3 separate regions of the Mus musculus genome follow, and all the other regions are linked to region 2. The links are chromatin loops, found by intact Hi-C in ENCODE. Cell type or tissue: gastrocnemius. All regions are shown on one strand. Each heading gives the region's core, and the rest is flanking DNA. Links, peaks and the distances in the headings are about the cores only.

Region 1 (5,909 bases), core at 411-5,410, 300 kb before region 2:
ATTCCAGATGAAGTCAGGATGACAGGCAAGACTAGCCATCACAGGCACCATGATAGTTTATCTGCATTGTCAACTAGGTGGGTTTTGAATCACCTAGGAGACACATATCCAGGTGTGTCCATCAGAGCATTTCCAAAGAGGCTTAACTGAGGACCGAAGACCCACTCTGGATGTGGACAGCACTTTTCAATCCATGGGCTTGGGGCTTAGTCTGAACATACAAAGAGCAAATGATATCATTTGTGAGGAGTGGCAGCATTTGGCTCGTGTTAACTCACAGTTCTGCCTCCAGAGCTAGAGCCACTCTTGCTCCACACCTTCTCCACCGTGGTGGATAGGACTTTCTTGCTCTACAATTTCTCCACCATGGTGGACAGACAATACCTTCTTGCTCCTCACCTTCTCCACCACAATGGCTGGTGCTTATATCTACTCCACTATGCTGCTGGTCAGCAGTACCTTCTTGTTCCATGCCTTCTGCTCCATGATGGGTGATTCCTTCTTAATCCACCCGTTCTCTGTCATAATGGACAGTGTTTTCAAACTCTGAGTAAAATCAGTTCTGTCTCCCTTAAGATCTGGTTCTCAGGTTTACCCTCAGCAAAGAGGAAGCAGCTAATGGAGACACTAGAGAGAAGACAGCGTGAGATTTTCCCTGAGGTCAGGCATCCTTTCATCATTTGCTTTCTAGAAAGACTGAGCATGCGGCATGACTGTGTCCCTTTGCTTAGTTGAGCTCAAAACATTTCATTAATCCTTTCTTCCCACCTGAGATCTTTTTCAAGATTAAACATAACTCAATCCAGTCAAAACTCAGAAACTAAAAACTTTCATTAAGCCAAGGTCACTGGCCTTTCTCTCCAATTTTATATACATTCTCCTTTTTAAACACAGCATAAAACAAATATGTGGACCTAAATTGTTCTTATATTTTGAAGAAAAAAGTCTTTTTAAAATATAATACTAATGTTACAAGTACATGTTATGGGCCAAGTTCTTAATTTCATAGTAATAATCCATCAGTAAGCAGAATGTTAGAGGGCTGCCCCTTAGACATAAAGAAAAAGGCAGCAATATCGCTAAGCAGAGACACGCCATCCTGCTGACAGCGACATTGCCTGGACCACAGCACATGGTGCAGGTGACATGGGAGAAATGAGGTCTAGAGAAAAGCCCAGTGTTTCCTGGAATTGACGAAGAGTGAGCTGAGCTGGGAGCATGAGGATGGATGGAGCTGTGAGGAGGACGTCTTCCCAAGTTCATCTTACAAATGGAGGTCTGTCTTTTTATTTCTTATATTAGCCAACAAAACTTGCTACTGCCATATCTCCCACTCTGTAACCCACAGGATGGAAGCAGAAAGAACGAGGCTTTAAAGTTTCGTGGAGGCTCTTCATGCACCCCCCTCTAAGACTAAGCAGCATGATAGAATCCACACGTGTCTAAGACGTAAATGGATTTAAAAAAAATAACAGAAATCGATGCTTAGGGAGGGAGGGGAAGTTTTGCCACCTCTGTTAGTGACAGCTAGTGGAGTGGAACCTCTGGAGAAGGTAGATGGTGATGTTCATTTACCCAAGTAGGGGTCCCAAAGAACGTCTCTGCATCCCAGGAGAACAGGAGGTTCAATTCACATAGTTGATCTACATAGAATCCAGTATGGTGGGAAATAAGACTAGGGTCAAATGTTTTGAAATGTGTGATTTAGCCTTGACAGGAGAAAAGAGGTCACGGTTTCTAAATGCAAGTGCAAATAGAGCTTTGAAGGTAGGCAGATCCTCCAGGTAATTTCATATCATCAGCCCTCTATCTTGGCACCGTATGGGCAAGGAATTTTTCAAGGAACACTTAGAAAAATAGATGGGTGGATAAATGGATCAGTAGATTAATGAACAACTTCAGCATCCATTATTCTGTAGAGAACATTTATCAGACAACTCCATTTCTAACAAGTTCAGTTGCATTAAGTTCACTGGTCATCAACTTCAAAGCCACTCTCCTGGCCGAGGACCACTTCTGCGCCCCAGAAGCAAATGTATAATTTCACCCTCTGCTCCCTGATAGTCCTTAACCTCAATTGTGAGTTCCACCAAAGGTCATAGTCTACGCAATCACCGTCCAACACTGAACCCTAATAGCCCCCAGGAACACAATGGACTTCAAAGCCAACTCATTTCTCCATTACAGACTGAAATGAGAAAGGCTTGCTATTAATAGAGGTAACATGGGAGCTGCAGGAAGGCTCAAGGGGTCCCCAGGATGTGCTGCTCAAGAAAACCCAATTCAGTTCAACAAGAGTGGCCCCATGATGCTAATGAAGTAGAATTGGCTCTTTCCAGGTCTATTTGTAAACAAGTCCCCACTAGTGCGCCCTCCTCTCCATTTGTTCCCTGTGGAGCAGTCTGAAGTAGGAGCTGCTGTCTTCTCCGGCCTTTTGATCACTGACTGAATCCTATGATAGAATTCCATAGAGAGATGTTGTTCTTTTGAGAGAATCTTTTTACATTAGAAATTTAGGTGAGACATCCTGCCAACTAAACGAGATGCCTCCCTCATATAAATTCATTGATAAAAGCAGAGGATGTATAGACATTTGATGAAACAAGGGATGCCTTAGAGTAGACCCGAATCCTCTTAGATGTGTCACAGAGGCACAGAGATGGAGGCAGTGGACAGGAACATCTCAGTGTCCCACCATCTATCTGCACATGGGACACTGAGGCCCACTGTAAGTTGACACAGTTCTGGGAATACCTGGCAAGATGGTTGCCAAAGTCCAGCCTGATGACCCTGTACTCCTGGTTCAAGAGCAGAGTCTGTAGGGACCAGAAAGGCCACCAGAGGGCAGCAGATGTATCACAAGGAGCTGGCTCAGATATACCTTGACTTGGGGAGGGGTATCCCTAGAAGTTCCCCCAATTGAGTCTCTTACTGTTTTTCTTTTCCCTGCAGAAACTACATATTGAACTTTTTTTGAAAAGGAAAAGAAAGGAGGTCTTAGAAGAAATGGACAGAAAGTCTAGCACATCCCAGGAAAGGGACGCTTGCCTCCCCTACATGAAAACCTCTGAACCAACCTTTCTACAAACTTTAATTTCTCAGCTCACTTGTGTGATAAACAATAAATTACAGGCAATGGTCTCAAAATCTTTCCTGCCTTAAAATATCTCCCCACAACTATGCTGCTCCATAAATTAAAAATACAACATAGCTGGTACTGTGACATGTTCATGGTTTTCTTCCGGGGTAGCTACCGGTTCCTCATCCCTTTGGCACAGGACCTCATGGCCAAGAGCCAGGCTTTGTCCCAACAGACCCTCTATGCCTCCATCAGGCGACACAGGTGAGTACCCACTGATCCCAGCAACCCAGTGAGCTGTGGGGCACCCAGATCTCCTCTTACTTCTGAAGTTCAGAGCTGTGGTTTATAAAGATGTGTAGCACTGTGACCATATCACGTTATCTTCCAAGGGAAATCAGTATGGAAATTAATGCTGCCGTTTCTGTTAAGTCCATCAACCCTGATTCTCAAGCAGGTGGCAATCAGACTGTGCATATTTTTAGCAAACAGCTTGGACTTGATGGTATAAGCACTAGGTACTCTCTTGAAAAATATCCATGCTTGGCCTTGGCATGGTGATGATATGATTTACCTAGAAGAGCAGCCTCTCCTAATTAGTTTGATTGGAAATGCAACAAAATTCAATGCACCATTCACTCAGGAGATCCCCAAGCAGAATGTTTGTAAGCACAGCAATCATGCTTTTCAGTGACCTCATCCAGGGAAAACCATAGCCCATCTCCTAGTCAGACCCCGGAGGCCCAGTGTCAGCCATCTAAGCCGTCCCAGCATCCCGAATCCATCTCTCTGATACGCCAACACATGAGTGGCTGGTTCTGGCCTTTTCTCTTTTAAATAGCTTGGAATGATAGCCCCAGCTATCCATGATATCTTCATAGTATTTTCTCTGTGTGAGCTAGTCTGACCACAATTAAGCCATTGCAATTATCTGATAATTGTCTTTTCATAGTGGGTAAAGGTTGCATATGGCAGGGGCCATGCCTGTCTGACTACTCTTATCCTTGTATAAGCAATGCCTGCTCTGTGGGATACAGCAACTGAACTGAACCTCTGGAGCATGCGTCAATCAATCAACGAACCAGCCAACCCGTCGATGTTTTATAGTATATCTACATCCTCTTGACATGGTATATTCAATTGTGAAGAACCAAATTGTTGCTGATTTCATCATAAAGAACAAGAGAATGGCTCTCCCCCAAATGCTTCACTCTGACATATCAATTCAAGTCGAAATAAGATTACAATGAATTCTTCTTACATCTTGTGATAGTTAAGATTGATTAGTGATTTCACTATATCTAAAGATTACCTAGGAGATAAACATCTGGGCATGTGTAGGAAAGTCTCCAGATTGAGTTGATAGGCAGCACGGTGCCATGGGCTAGGCCCCCAGTTAGACACAAAGGAGAAAGTGAGCTGAGCACCAACACTCATCTCTCTCTGCTTCCTGTCTGTGGTTACAATGTGACCAGCCACGTCAAGCTCCTGCCTCCCTGACTTCTCCACTGTGATGGACTGTGTCTTCAAACTGTGAGCCAAAATAAACTTGCTCTTTCTTAAGTTGCTTTGGTTACATTTTTGTCACAGTGGTGAGAAAAGTAACTATCCACCCCCTGTGTTTGGAACATCACAGTGATTTGCCCAGGGTGGATTCCACTCTCTCATTCTTTTTTTTTTTTTTTCTTTTTTTTTTCCATTTTTTATTAGGTATTTAGCTCATTTACATTTCCAATGCTATACCAAAAGTCCCCCATATCCACCCACCCCCACTCCCCTGCCCACCCACTCCCCCTTTTTGGCCCTGGTGTTCCCCTGTACTGGGGCATATAAAGTTTGCAAGTCCAATGGGCCTCTCTTTCCAGTGATGGCCGACTAGGCCATTTTTTGATATATATGCAGCTAGAGTCAAGAGCTCCGGGGTACTGGTTAGTTCATAATGTTGTTCCACCTATAGGGTTGCAGATCCCTTTAACTCCTTGGCTACTTTCTCTAGCTCCTCCGTTGGGAGCCCTATGATCCATCCATTAGCTGACTGTGAGCATCCACTTCTGTGTTTGCTAGGCCCCGGGATAGTCTCACAAGAGACAGCTACATCTGGGTCCTTTCAATAAAATCTTGCTAGTGTATGCAATGGTGTCAGCGTTTGGATGCTGATTATGGGGTGGATCCCTGGATATGGCAGTCTCTACGAGGTCCATCCTTTCATCTCAGCTCCAAACTTTGTCTCTGTAACTCCTTCCATGGGTGTTTTGTTCCCAAATCTAAGGAGGGGCATAGTGCCCACACTTCAGTCTTCATTCTTCTCGAGTTTCATGTGTTTAGCAAATTATATCTTATATCTTGGGTATCCTAGGTTTGGGGCTAATATCCACTTATCAGTGAGTACATATTGTGTGAGTTTCTTTGTGAATGTGTTACCTCACTCAGGATGATGCCCTCCAGGTCCATCCATTTGGCTAGGAACACTCTCTCATTCTTAAGGATGGAATGCAAATAGGCCAATGAGAGCCAGTGCCTTCCTATGGGTATATTCCTAAATATATCAGGCTCCTGCTCCTTCCTGCAGCACGCATGCCTTATACAGAGGTCCTCTGAAGCTTTGCACAGCCTCATGCTCACAACAAATTTTAAGTTAAACTCCCCCCTCCTTCCTTCCCTCCCTCCTCCCTCCCTTCCCCCCTCCCTCCCTCCCTCCCTCCCTCCCTCCCTCCCTCCCTCCCTCCCTATAAGGACATGTCCAGCAAGCACTTGGAATTCCTCTTTATGCATTCGCAGAGAGAGACCAAATTTGGGGGGTAGGAGGAGAGTCAGACTCCATCTTGGAGAA
Region 2 (5,909 bases), core at 301-5,300:
GCCCCCAAGGGTACAGGTTAGTTGACTCTCTTCCAATGGAATCCCTGTCCTGTTCGGGTCCCTCAATCCTTCCCTCACCTCTTCCATAACCAAGCTCCATCCATCTGGCTATGGGCCTCGGCATCTCTTTCCATTGGCTGCTGGGTGGAGCCTCTGAGGACAGTTATGCTCCGCTCCTGTCTGCAGACATACAAAGAATCAACAAAACAAAGAGCTGGTTCTTTGAGAAAACCAACAAGATAGACAAACCCTTAGCCAAACTAGCTAAAAGGCAGAGAGACAATATCCAAAGAAGCATAATCAGAAATGAAAAGGGAGGCATAACAGATACAGAGGAAATTCAAAAAATCATTAGGTCTTATTTCAAAAGCCTGTACTCCACAAAATTGGAAAAAAAAAATCTAAGTAAAACAAATGATTTTCTACACAGATACAAATTACTAAAGTTAAATCAAGGTCAGGTAAACTATATAACTAGACCTATAACCCCTATGGAAATAGAAGCAAGTCATTAAAGTCTCCCAACCAAAACAAGCCCAGGGCCAGATGGTAAGCGCACAGAATTCTACCAGACTTTCAAAAAGAGCTAATACCATACATCTCAAACTATTCCACAAGGTAGAAACAGAAAGAACATTGCTGAACTCATTCATTCTATGAGGCCACAGTCATCCTGATACCAAAACCACGCAACTTAACAAAGAAAGAGAATTTCAGACCAATTTCCCTTATGAACATTGATGCAAAAACACTCAATAAAAACCACATCAAATCCAAGAACACATCAAAGACATCATCCACCATAATCAAGTAGGCTCCATCCCAGGGATGCAGAGATGGTTGAACATACGAAAATCCATGAACATAATCCACCTTATAAACAAACTGAAAGAAAAAAAACACACATAATCATCTCATTAGATGCTGAGAAAGCCATTGACAAGATCCAACAACCCTTCATGTTAAAAACCTTGGAGAGACCAGAGATACAAGGCACAAATCTAAATACAATAAAGGCAATATACAGCAAGCCAATAGCCAACATCGAACTAAATGGAGAGAAACTTAAAGCAATTCCACTAAAATCAAACAAGAGAAGACTGCTCACTCTCTCCCTATCTCTTCAGTCTAGTACTTGAAGTTCTAGATAGAGCAAAAAAATCCGGCTTTCTGATACAGAGCAGGCCCACCTGCCTAGAGATAGCACCGCCCATAGTGGGCTGGACCCTTCCATATCAATCAAATCGCAATCAAGAAAATACCTCACAGGCATATTCATTTAGGGTATGTGGGACATTTCTACCAGACAGGCATAAAAACCGGTAAGGTTGAATGAGCTCAAACCCTAGGAATCTCAGAGATTTGATGGCAGAAGTGGAGTCCTTCTCTACCCGTCTCTGTACTTGCTCAGGAACACATAACCACAACACCCCACTGAGAGGAACGTGGGCACCCAGTCGTGTAGCATAACACTGGAGTTCTTCTCCATGCTCGTGAGGTGTCTAAATAGTTTAGTCAGTGACTTTCCCTTCCTGGGTATTCCTTCCAACAAGAGGTATATAATCCCCGATTCGCCCCAAATAAAGTGTATGTGTTTACATCCATCATCAAATGAAGCAATGTGAAGAAGCAAGGGTTGTCTCAGAGAGCTGCTTCATTAAGGATGAAGGAGGGTAAGGCCTTTGACCAAAGAACAAAGACTCCTGAGGAAGGCTTTCTGCCCTCTAGCCCCTCTGGTACTCTCTGCCCTCGCTTCCAATCAGACTGGATTTTGCTCATCCTGGGCTCTACCCTCTCCCTCCTGCCCAGCACATGGATGAAAGCTAGGCCATGGACCCCAGTTCCTAACTCCCTCTCTCAGTGGTATGCTGGAGGTACCTGGGTACCCAGAGAGGAGACCTGGAACCAGTGTGAACTGCCAGTTTCGAACTTTGCCCTGCCTCCTCCCATTGCAGCAGTGTCTGGGCACCCCACAGAGAGGCAGGACTCAGTACCACACACTCATAAGTCATTTGGTAGAGACAGTTCCTCGGTTGACAATTCCCTCTCCCCAGGCTTATGTGTAGATTTGTGTCAGTTTGACAAAAGCTAACCAGCACATACAGAAAGCACAAGGCAGCTGTAAACAGCCATGTCCTGGCAGGCTGGGCCAGGGTGAGAAGGTCACATGCCTGGAGAAGAGGTCAAGGCAAGGTCCGGACCTATTGGCAACCTGGGGTAATGAGTGACTGCACAGGCTGGAGAGGTAGCTTAGAGGGTAAGAGCACTGACTGCTCTTCCGAAGGTCCTGAGTTCTAATCCCGGCAACCACATGGTGGTGGCTCACAACCATCCGTAATGACATCTGACGCCCTCTGCTGATGTGTCTATAGACAGCTGCAGTGTACTTACATATAATAATAAATAAATCTTTGGGCTAGAGTGAGCAGGGCCAGAGCGATCAGAGGTCCTGAGTTCAATTCCTAGCAACCACATGATAGCTCACAACTACATCTGTACAGCTACAGTGTACTCATATACATAAAATAAATAAATAGATCTTGAGAGAGAGAGGAGCACAGCTTTGGAGAATTCCACAAGGGAGGGAGGAAATGAGAAGAGCTCTCCCCAGGATCCCTGGACCTGGGACTCTGTCTCCCACAGATACTGGGGTGAATTCCTCCAGTGAGACTTATGTGGAAATTAACCAAACTTATAGCTTTGACAGATCACTTGAGTTTAGGAGCAAAACTAGTTTGCCAAAATGATTCTTTTCTCTTTAATTAAAACCCTTTGTTAACTGCCAAGCTGCCACCTTCTTCCAAGACAGACAGGATTAGCTTATATCCATCACCCCGGGCAGACGGCCATCCAAAGAGACTAGGGTGTGTCCCAAGAGAGCAGAGACGGCGCCGTACAAATGACTCTGTCGACACAGGTTCAAGCATCTGGCAGATCAGATGAAAAGGTTTCTACAGGGCCCCTGGCGGCCCCTGTCCATGTCGGTTCTCTTGGGGGCCAGTGATAGGCATTAAGGAAGCACCCAGTGGAGACATCACTTAAGAAGGCAAAGCTCTAGCCCAACGGTGGTGGCACACGCCTTTAATGCCAGCACTCGGGAGGCAGAGGCAGGTGGATTTCTGAGTTTGAGGCCAGCCTGGTCTACAGAGTGAGTTCCAGGACAGCCAAGGCTACACAGAGAAACCCTGTCTTGAAAAACTAAAAAAAAAAAAAAACAGAAGGCAAAGCTCTGGCCCCCAGCTTGAGTCCGCTGAGCAAGGGCACTGGCTGAGGCTGATAGGGGATGCCAACAGGAACTACATCTGTGTCCCGAGAACTCTTGACATGACCATAGCCATTAGAACATAGAACAGGGCCAGGACCAAGGATAGATAAACCCAGAGCAACCATGCCACCCAGACCCAGCCTTTCTTACCACAGTGACCAGGCTACGGTGAATGGCTATCCTCAGTATGTTTTGGCAACAGGGTTTATCCTAAACCTGTCTTGTTTTGTTTTGTTTTGTTTTGTTTCTCCTTTGAAATATTCCGTTTCAGAAAGACTAGAATTGGGACACACACACACACACACACACACACACAGAGGCCCCTGTGTATACCACCAGCCCTGCCTCCCATCCTTCTGTGGCCACGCCTCCCACCATTCCATGACCACTCCCTCCCTCACTCCCTTGGCTATTGTAGCTAAACTTTGCATGGAGAGAGATAAATGGATATCTCCCTCCAGACAGGGTGCCAGCAACAGACCAAAGAGCCAACACCCCCAACGTCTACCTTAACTAATCATTACATTTAACTGGAGTTACTTATAGGAACATGAACAGTTTATGGGCAGCCACACCTCCAAAGAAGAGTGCCCCTAACTGTTCATCAATTATATCCTTCTCTCGAGTACACCCTCCTGAGCCGTACCCTATCAGGCCCACCAGCCTTGAGGGAATGTTAGTGGCCAAGGATCTTATGCAGATAGTTGGAACTGCTGATGATTTTGAGACGGCCATGGTCGTATCGTGCCCAGAGAGCAGAACTCCGCAGCAGATATAAAATACCGGTAAGCACCCCCTGACATGAACGAATGGCTAGACAAAAGAATAAGCAGGGTAAAGGGATGAATATCCAAAATTTTCCCAACAGAACCTCAGTTTTGCACCTCCCCCTAAAGATGCCTGCCCTTCAGGTGTGAACTGTCTCCAAGCAACACAGCATGGAAAGGGGAAGAGAGTTGCGTCACCGTGAAGACATCCACAAACTTCTTCAGGCCGTGACAGATCATAGGGACAGTACCATCTCATGATGCAATGAGACTGTGGCACCTTATTCTATGGCGTGTCCTCTGTGAAGTGGAGCTGGGAATAGGGGTGAGGTGTTCCACATATACACCTGAAAGCCTAGGTTAGGCTGATGGCTATCCACCAGGTAAGCTTCACTCCAGAGGGTGGATGCTGGCTCCCGCAGGGTGCAAATCAGCAGTGCCATCTAGGTGGCTTCCAAGGACCAGGAGATTGGGGGCAGGGTGAGTGGGGGTGAGGATTAGCTCTGGTATTCGAATAGGAGGCAGCCACACAGGTCTGTGAACGCTGCTCCCCAGCTAGTCAACCTAGATTTTCCACACGCTTTCTCTGTAAAGGAAAAAGGGAGGTAGAATTTCAAAACAAGCGGTTCCAAGACTCGCGCGGAGGCGAGGCGGGAGGGACACACCACCACCGCACTCCTGTCCATGCTGTGCTAACCTTGGTCCTCGCGCGCCCCCTGGTGCCCAAAGTTCGCTCTTGCAGACTGCGCGGTTGATCGGCCCGCGGTGCGCAGCGACCTCGCGTGGACACACACGGTCACCACCTGCCGCTGCCTCCTACAGCCAGGAGCTGATTGTGACATTCATAGACCAGTGGTGACCAGCTACAGAGGATACCAGGCTAGTTCCTGCAAAGTTACAAGTAGACATCGGGGACAGAGAAGCTGAGTTAGCACAGGAAAGCCCGCATTGCCTACCATTACCCGCCTTGGGGTTGAGGAGTGACCGCTCCCCCAAGCCGTGTCTGGACACCAAGGGCCTTCAACAGTCAAGGACAGGGACTCCAGTCAGTCAGGCCGGGATCCAACCTTGTCCTGACACTAACATCTCAGAACTAGGCTAGAACTGGGCCAGCTAGGCAGCCACACAGGGAGCAATTGGACATCCCTGGACCATCGGGGATCCAACAGTGTGGGGATGAGCCCTCCAGAGTGGCCCATTTCCCAACTTACTGCTCCAGGAGCAGGCTGTGTTAATGGGGCATGCACTCATCTCTGCAGACCTTCAAACCACAGGCAATGCTGGTTTCTTGCAGCTGTGCATCCTCCCTTGTGCATACCAAGGCCTTGAGGAGAAAGAATGTAGATCAAAACTCAAAGGAGGTGCCAATCAGCGCTGGGGGAAACTAGCACCCAGAGGGTTACTTTCTAATTCATGTAGTAGCTATCTGTCGAGGTGCCTGGTCAGGGATCATCTGTTTGGTCCTGTGTTTGGGAACTCAAGCCTATGCTCCCGGCTGCTGGAAGTGCACACCCCACCTTCTGTAGAGTTATCCTCAGCTTTGGCTTCTCTTATGCCAATGAAGAAGATCCAGCCCCTCTCATCCTCTACCTACCATTGACCTGGACCCTTGAGAACTACAACTGTCCTCCCCCTCAAGCTACATAATTGGACTATAACTCCACATCCTGTCGGGGATACGAGGTCAATTGGAAGCATGGCTGGAGATCTAGGGTCAAATCCCAGCTACACCAAGTACTGTGACCTTGTGCAGTTTGTTTAACCTATTCCCCCCTCTACCGTAGTGTTGAGACAGCAGTGACTCCCGATGAATTGAGTGCTTGGGTCACTGCCTGACAATACCATGTGTGTTGGCTGTTTTAAACCAGCTATAGGTA
Region 3 (5,909 bases), core at 411-5,410, 600 kb before region 2:
TCTTCCTTCTGGACCTGTCTATCCTCTTAGGAAAGCTAGTATACTGCTTTGCTTTCCAGACCAGGACCTCTAAAACTCACTAAATCTTTTGGAATGCTTGGCAGTTGTAAGGAATCAACTCCGGAACTCTCTCTAGTTATCACCCAAGCTTTGTTTGTGGAAACTGGCCTTTCTTTAAAATAAAATTTTTAAAAATTATATATATATATATATATATATATATATATATATATATATATATATGTTATACACTGTTGCTGTCTTCAGGCACACCAAAAGAAGGCATCAGATCCCATTACAGATGGTTGTCAGCCACCATATAGTTGCTGAGAATGGAGCTCAGGACCTCTGGAAGAGCAGTCAGTGCTCTTAACCGTTGAGCAATCTCTCCAGCCCTCAGAAACTGGCCTTTCATGTGTTTATGTTTCTAGGTGAAGCTACCCCCTATTTCTGGCATCCACTTTCTCACAGTCTCTTAACCTGATGTGCTCTTGTCCAGTGTCCTTGACCAGAGTATGTGGAGCTTGATAACTGGACCTTTCCTTACATCTGGAAACTAAATGAGCATTGTTTTCTAGTGAATAAGTTGACAATTATCTTGTACAGGGCTTTGCATCTCCAAGAAGTTTCACATGTAGAGCTATAAAAACAAGTATAAATAGATCAAGGCAAACTGTGAAGATGCCTGGGAAATACAGATGCTCAGTAAGTGAAGCAAACTTGAGTGCTAGCATAAGCATCGTCTTTGTGTCCAGAAAACCCAAGTTACAGAGTAACTACAGAAAATGCAATGGTTTTATATGTTGAGTCAATGTCGACACAGTTATCATCTATGTACACATTATGGACCAGCCTCTTTGAGGAAGCTGACCCCAGTGATGCACTTCCCCCATCAATGCCATATGATGTCCCTTAGGCAGACATCACACCTCCTCTAAGTTGCCCAATGCTGTGGAGTCATGCCTTACTGCCTCCCCTTCAGGTTCCATAAGAATCATCTACATCTTGAAATCTCTTCCCTGGAACTGTGAATGGTTACTGGGCTCAGAAGACAGAAACATGTCCTGTCATATCTATGAGCTACCAGAAGGCAGTCATGTCAGGAGCTTCTGTGTTCCTGTTTGATGCAGGATGGGCTTTTCTGTCCCCACTCAAGAAGCTCCTGTGAAGGTCAAAGTTGCACATATGTTGCAGACACTTAGATAATCACCTGCAATAGCATATATGCTCCCTTTGTGCTTGTCTGTATCTATTCTGCCTCAGCCCTCAGGCCCTCTTGCCTCAGATCTCCTCAGTTCTGGGCTTTGTTATGGTTTTTATAGGGAATGCCCCCCCCCACACACACACAAATGCTCATTTGATAAAGGCTTTGTCTCTAAAGCAGATTTGATTATGAATGTACGGACCTTAACAGTGAGTTACTCCACTGATGGCTTCATAGCTGGGTAGTCTATTAGGAGATAAGACCTGCATAAAGAAAATAGGTCACTTGTTTAAACATATTTTCTAATGCTGTGATAAGACATCATGACCAAAACATCTTAGAAAAGAAGGAGTTTAACCAAGTTTATAATTACAGAATGTTAGAGTCGATGATGATGGAGCAAAAACATGGCGATAGGTTCCTTGAAAAGCAACTGATAGTTCACATTTTTATCCACAAGCAGGAGGCAGAGAATTCTAACAGGGAACAGTGTGAGACATTGAACTCTCAAAGCCTGCCCCCAGTGACACATCTCCTCCAACAATGCCACATCTCCTAGTTCTTCCCAAATAGTTCCACCAACTGGAGACCAGTATGAGCCTCTGGGAGCCATTCTCATTCCGATTACCACATCACTTGAGATATCTGTCTTTAAGGATCTGTCTGGTCCACTGTCACTCTCTTTCTCCTTTTCTTTTTCATAGTTCCCGTAAGTTGAATTCCTGTTCTCCTCCATATTGTTCTTTGTCATACACCTAGGAATGAGGCCCCAGCTAACACTGGACTGTAACTTCTGATACTACAGGCCAAAGGAAGTCATTTATCTTTTCAGTTGTTTTTCATGGGTGTTTTGTCAGAGATGGAAAGCTGACTTACAGCTTTCAAACCCTGGCAAGGCTGCAGTGATGACCAAATCAAACTTCTCTTGAAAACAGAACCCAGTGAAGGTGATAGTGGTGGCCCTGATACTGCCGTGCCATCGCCTCAGTGATGAGAAGGGAACTGGTTGGAACACCACCCAAACAACCACGTAGTACCTCCTGTGTTGGGCAACCATACTGACTGAAGAGCTACCTTGAACTTTCTGGATGTTCTCCCAGTATTGTTTCCAAATCAAGTTCATAGCTGGGTGTCAGAAGGCATGACTACTGTATTCATTACTTTCTCAGACATTGTTAATCCATGACTTCTGTAGTTTTCCATAGATATAGATACAAGGCAGTGAGCCTCATATTCTAAAATGTTATTGGCTGGATTAGAATAATTCCTACTTCAGCTGAGCTGTGGGAACATGGTAGGATATTTCTACCTGGACTTAGCATTTTTCCCAGACTCTCTCCAGTGTAGTGATATTTTTTGCAAAGCTGAGGACATCTGAGTTCCTTGAATATGTCCACTGAAGCCTATTGGAGCATTGCTGGCACACACTGAGGCAGATGGGAGTATATTCCTCTCACTTAGACACATTAGATAGGTTGTATGTGCCTCATGCCTACAGCCTACTTCTCAGAAGAATATTGAGGCAACAGAATCGGAGTGAGGTAGACCGAGCCCTTCTGGGACCTGGATACCCAGCTCTGCTCTGTGTGTGTCCTTCTATCTGTATATTACAGAGGAGTGGGACATTTTTTACTTCCTGTCAGATGGAGGGGCAGAGTGCTGATCTTTACTCAGTGCCTCCTCTCTTAATACGGTGAACCTGGCTGTGTACTTCTGATTCCTGGAAATGGAGTAAGTTCCCCATCTCACAGGCAAGGACACCTTTTTTCACAAGTGTTGAGTCTGCCAGGAAATCAGACATCAGCCTTTCTGGAAAACAACAACCTGACAAGCATCAATTCCAGTTCTGAGAAGAGCTGCCCCTACGGCCTGCAGCCAGGGGGAGCTGTTCCTTGTGCTGAGCCCCAGTCCAAGTCAGGAAACTGAGTGGAGCTGTCTGTGGTCCTGAACTTCAGCCATGCTAACAGAACTGCAGATAGGCGATTCTGAGCGCAAAACAAGCCCAAATCCTACTGTCCATGGTGCCTTCCGTGCTCCTAAAGGCTGGCCTTTGGGCAACAGTGAACTGTCTGTGGTGCTGAACTGTCTACTGTGCTGAACTCTGGCCAGGCTGTGAGCTGAGGTGCTAGCACTGACTGCTGCTCCTCAGTCAAATGCAGCTTCCAGGGAGCGCACAGAACAGACTTTACACAGAGGAGTAAGAGTCTTGAAACTATAAACACAATCCCAGTATGAGTTCTGTCTGATAATAAACAGAGGGAAAAGGAAGAAAGGGATTTGGATCTAGGCGAGAAATGGAGAATCTTCATGAAAACTGACTGGAATTAAAAGGATCCTGTGACTTTTCTACAGTTTGGGATTGGGACGGCCAGAGGTACCATGCCTGAGAAGCAGGGTGATACTGCAGGCGACCCTGGGCCAGGAACCTTTAAGTTGCATGACTGCATTTTCCATGAAGATTTTGATGCTTTCTACCAACATAAGTCAAACATAAGGCACACTGCAGCTATCTCCATGTCCTCCAGGTTTTGGGAAAGATCATATTGTTATGAATGTGCTCAAAAGCAGAGAACTGAAGGTGCAGGATCTGCTGGGAACCAGGACAGACTTTTACTTCAGAACTTCTGACACCTATCTCTGCCCAAGACTAACCAAACCAGCCAGAGCCTGTTGGAAGTGTAGGAACAAAGTCAAGGCCTGTCAGCAGGTAAATGGATGAAGGAAACTTCCTTCCTTCTATGAGAGATGACCATATAAAATATGGCAGGTAAACTGACTTCAAGCAGAAGGCAGAATGTGTGAGGAGAGTGGGCTGAGGCTCAGTTACTCAGTGACTTGTTGGAGACTGTGTACGCACAATCTGAAAGAGCTGAGACTGGAATTACTGGAAACTCGTAGAGTGTGCTTATGCCAGAAGCCCTCTAAAATCAAGTTTGGTTATTTTTCTGGGATCTTTTATCGAGATTTCATGCCTGATGCTTTATCGGTCCTAGAGTATTGGTGAGTACTGTGGCCTCTGATGTCACAGGGTATGATTATTGCTGTGTCCCAGGCTATCCGAATGGCCGAAGTCCTTAGCACTTCACTCTGCTAATGTGCAAGAAACATTTTTTTTAAAAGAAAACCTTTCTGACTATTCTTGTCTTCCTTCCTACATGCAGGTTTCTATATGTGTGTAGTGTTGAAATCTCACAGACTCAAATGATGGGAGTACTCTGTAGACCAAGGACAGACTTCTTTTTTTTTTTTTTTTTTACTGTTGGCATGCCTCTGTACCAGGAGCCTCCCTGACACTAATGGGAAATAACTGCCAAGTAGTTGGACATATGCACCTTAGAGTAACTTCTCCTTGACTCTAGAGTAACCTCTCATCACATTTTAGGTTAAAAGAAGATAGTGTGTATTGTCGCTGGCCAAATTAGATGATAAGAAACATATCCCACCACCTGAACCTGAAAAGCAACATAAAGGGAAGATCCACAAACTAAGGGGTATTTTCTTCTTCTTCATGAAAAGATTCATTCTCCCTGGGGGGACAAGAAATGTCACAGCTTCTTAGAAAGTGAAATGGTTGAATAGTTCAGAAAAAGTTTACATAAAATATGTATATTGGTAGCCAGCATTTCGTGTGAAATTTCAAGGGAAAACCTTTGCCTTAAATTCAGCTCTTCTCTCCAGGGAGAGGGCTCCATGGTAAACTGCTTGTCACTCAAGCATGGGAGCTTGAGTTAAACCCCCAACACATGTGCAACAAAGCCAGGTATTATGGTACATACTTGTCACCCCGAGGCTTGGAAGGCAGAAATGAGTTGATCCTTCATATTTGCTGTTCTCATTGGTGAGTTCTAGGCCAATAAAAGATTTTGTCTCAAAAAAAAATAATGGTTGGGGTTGGGTGCATTGTTAAGGGGGTGAATCACTTGTGCAACTATAAAAACTGGACTTTGGATTCCCAGCACCCACCTAAAGCCAGATGGACATGGTAATCTATCTATAATCCTAAAGATTAGTAGACAGAGACAGTGAATCCCTGGATCAAGCTAGCTAGCTGGATTCATTGAATCAGCAAGCTCCTGGTTCAACAAGAGACCTTGCCTTAGTAAATAAAATAGAGAATGTTCGAGAAAGACATTCATGATAAATTCTGCTGCTCACAGTGTGCACATGCGTGTGTGCATGTGCACGCACACACAAACACACACACACAATTTGTGTGAAGTAGGCGGTGGGTAAATAATGCATAGAAGACACAGCTAGAATAGTCTCATGCCACTTACCTGTGCATAACTAGTATGCCTTCCAGTCTGCACTACATCACTTGCACTTTGAGAGTGATATATGTACATTGTAGCACCGACCATTTGGAGACAAGGCCATAGCTTACAGAAGTGGCTGTGATGTGCTGGGCTCTCTTCCCTCATGGCATCACTGCTGCCTTCTTCAAAGAGCTCCTGCTGCCTTAACTAAGGCAGCTGATAGCTGTCAGTACTCCCAGTTCTTCTGTCTACAGTGCTGAGGCAATAGCCATCTAAAGAGGAATGCTTGTGTGGGTGTCCAAGATGCAACAAATGGAAAGAGAGCTCTGTAAGAGCAATCATAGGCACAGCATGAGCAGCTTTGAGGTTCTGAGCAACAGTAGGAGCTGAGTTTCCCGTACTACCTCAGGGCCTAGAAGTTTCTAGAAGTCTTCAAAACTTTCAGAGGG

What was found. A loop is a pair of places that touch in the nucleus more often than their neighbours do. Peaks named below come from ENCODE experiments on the same cell type or tissue, not always from the same donor. Only the 100,000 strongest peaks of a DNase experiment are listed, where the experiment ranks them.
Region 1: a loop joins it to region 2, with 8 times the contacts of the local background. A loop is called at or near these places in 31 of 42 quality-filtered maps.
Region 3: it touches region 2 in a loop (5-fold over the local background); 21 of 42 quality-filtered maps call a loop at or near these places.

Annotation. Positions count from the first base shown.
Region 1 is chr7:137,781,084-137,786,992 of GRCm38, reverse strand. No RefSeq gene overlaps it. Among named protein-coding and RNA genes, the nearest start is that of 4930570E01Rik, 130 kb to the right of the region's middle. In gastrocnemius, for the core only: a CTCF peak has its summit at 2,842 (motif pointing right); DNase peaks (open chromatin) are centred at 2,833 and 3,302.
Region 2 is chr7:137,477,319-137,483,227 of GRCm38, reverse strand. No RefSeq gene overlaps it. Among named protein-coding and RNA genes, the nearest start is that of Glrx3, 43 kb to the right of the region's middle. In gastrocnemius, for the core only: a CTCF peak has its summit at 4,794 (motif pointing left); DNase peaks (open chromatin) are centred at 2,884 and 4,763; H3K4me3 peaks cover 259 bases.
Region 3 is chr7:138,081,448-138,087,356 of GRCm38, reverse strand. No RefSeq gene overlaps it. Among named protein-coding and RNA genes, the nearest start is that of Gm25798, 17 kb to the left of the region's middle. In gastrocnemius, for the core only: a CTCF peak has its summit at 3,075; a DNase peak (open chromatin) is centred at 3,120.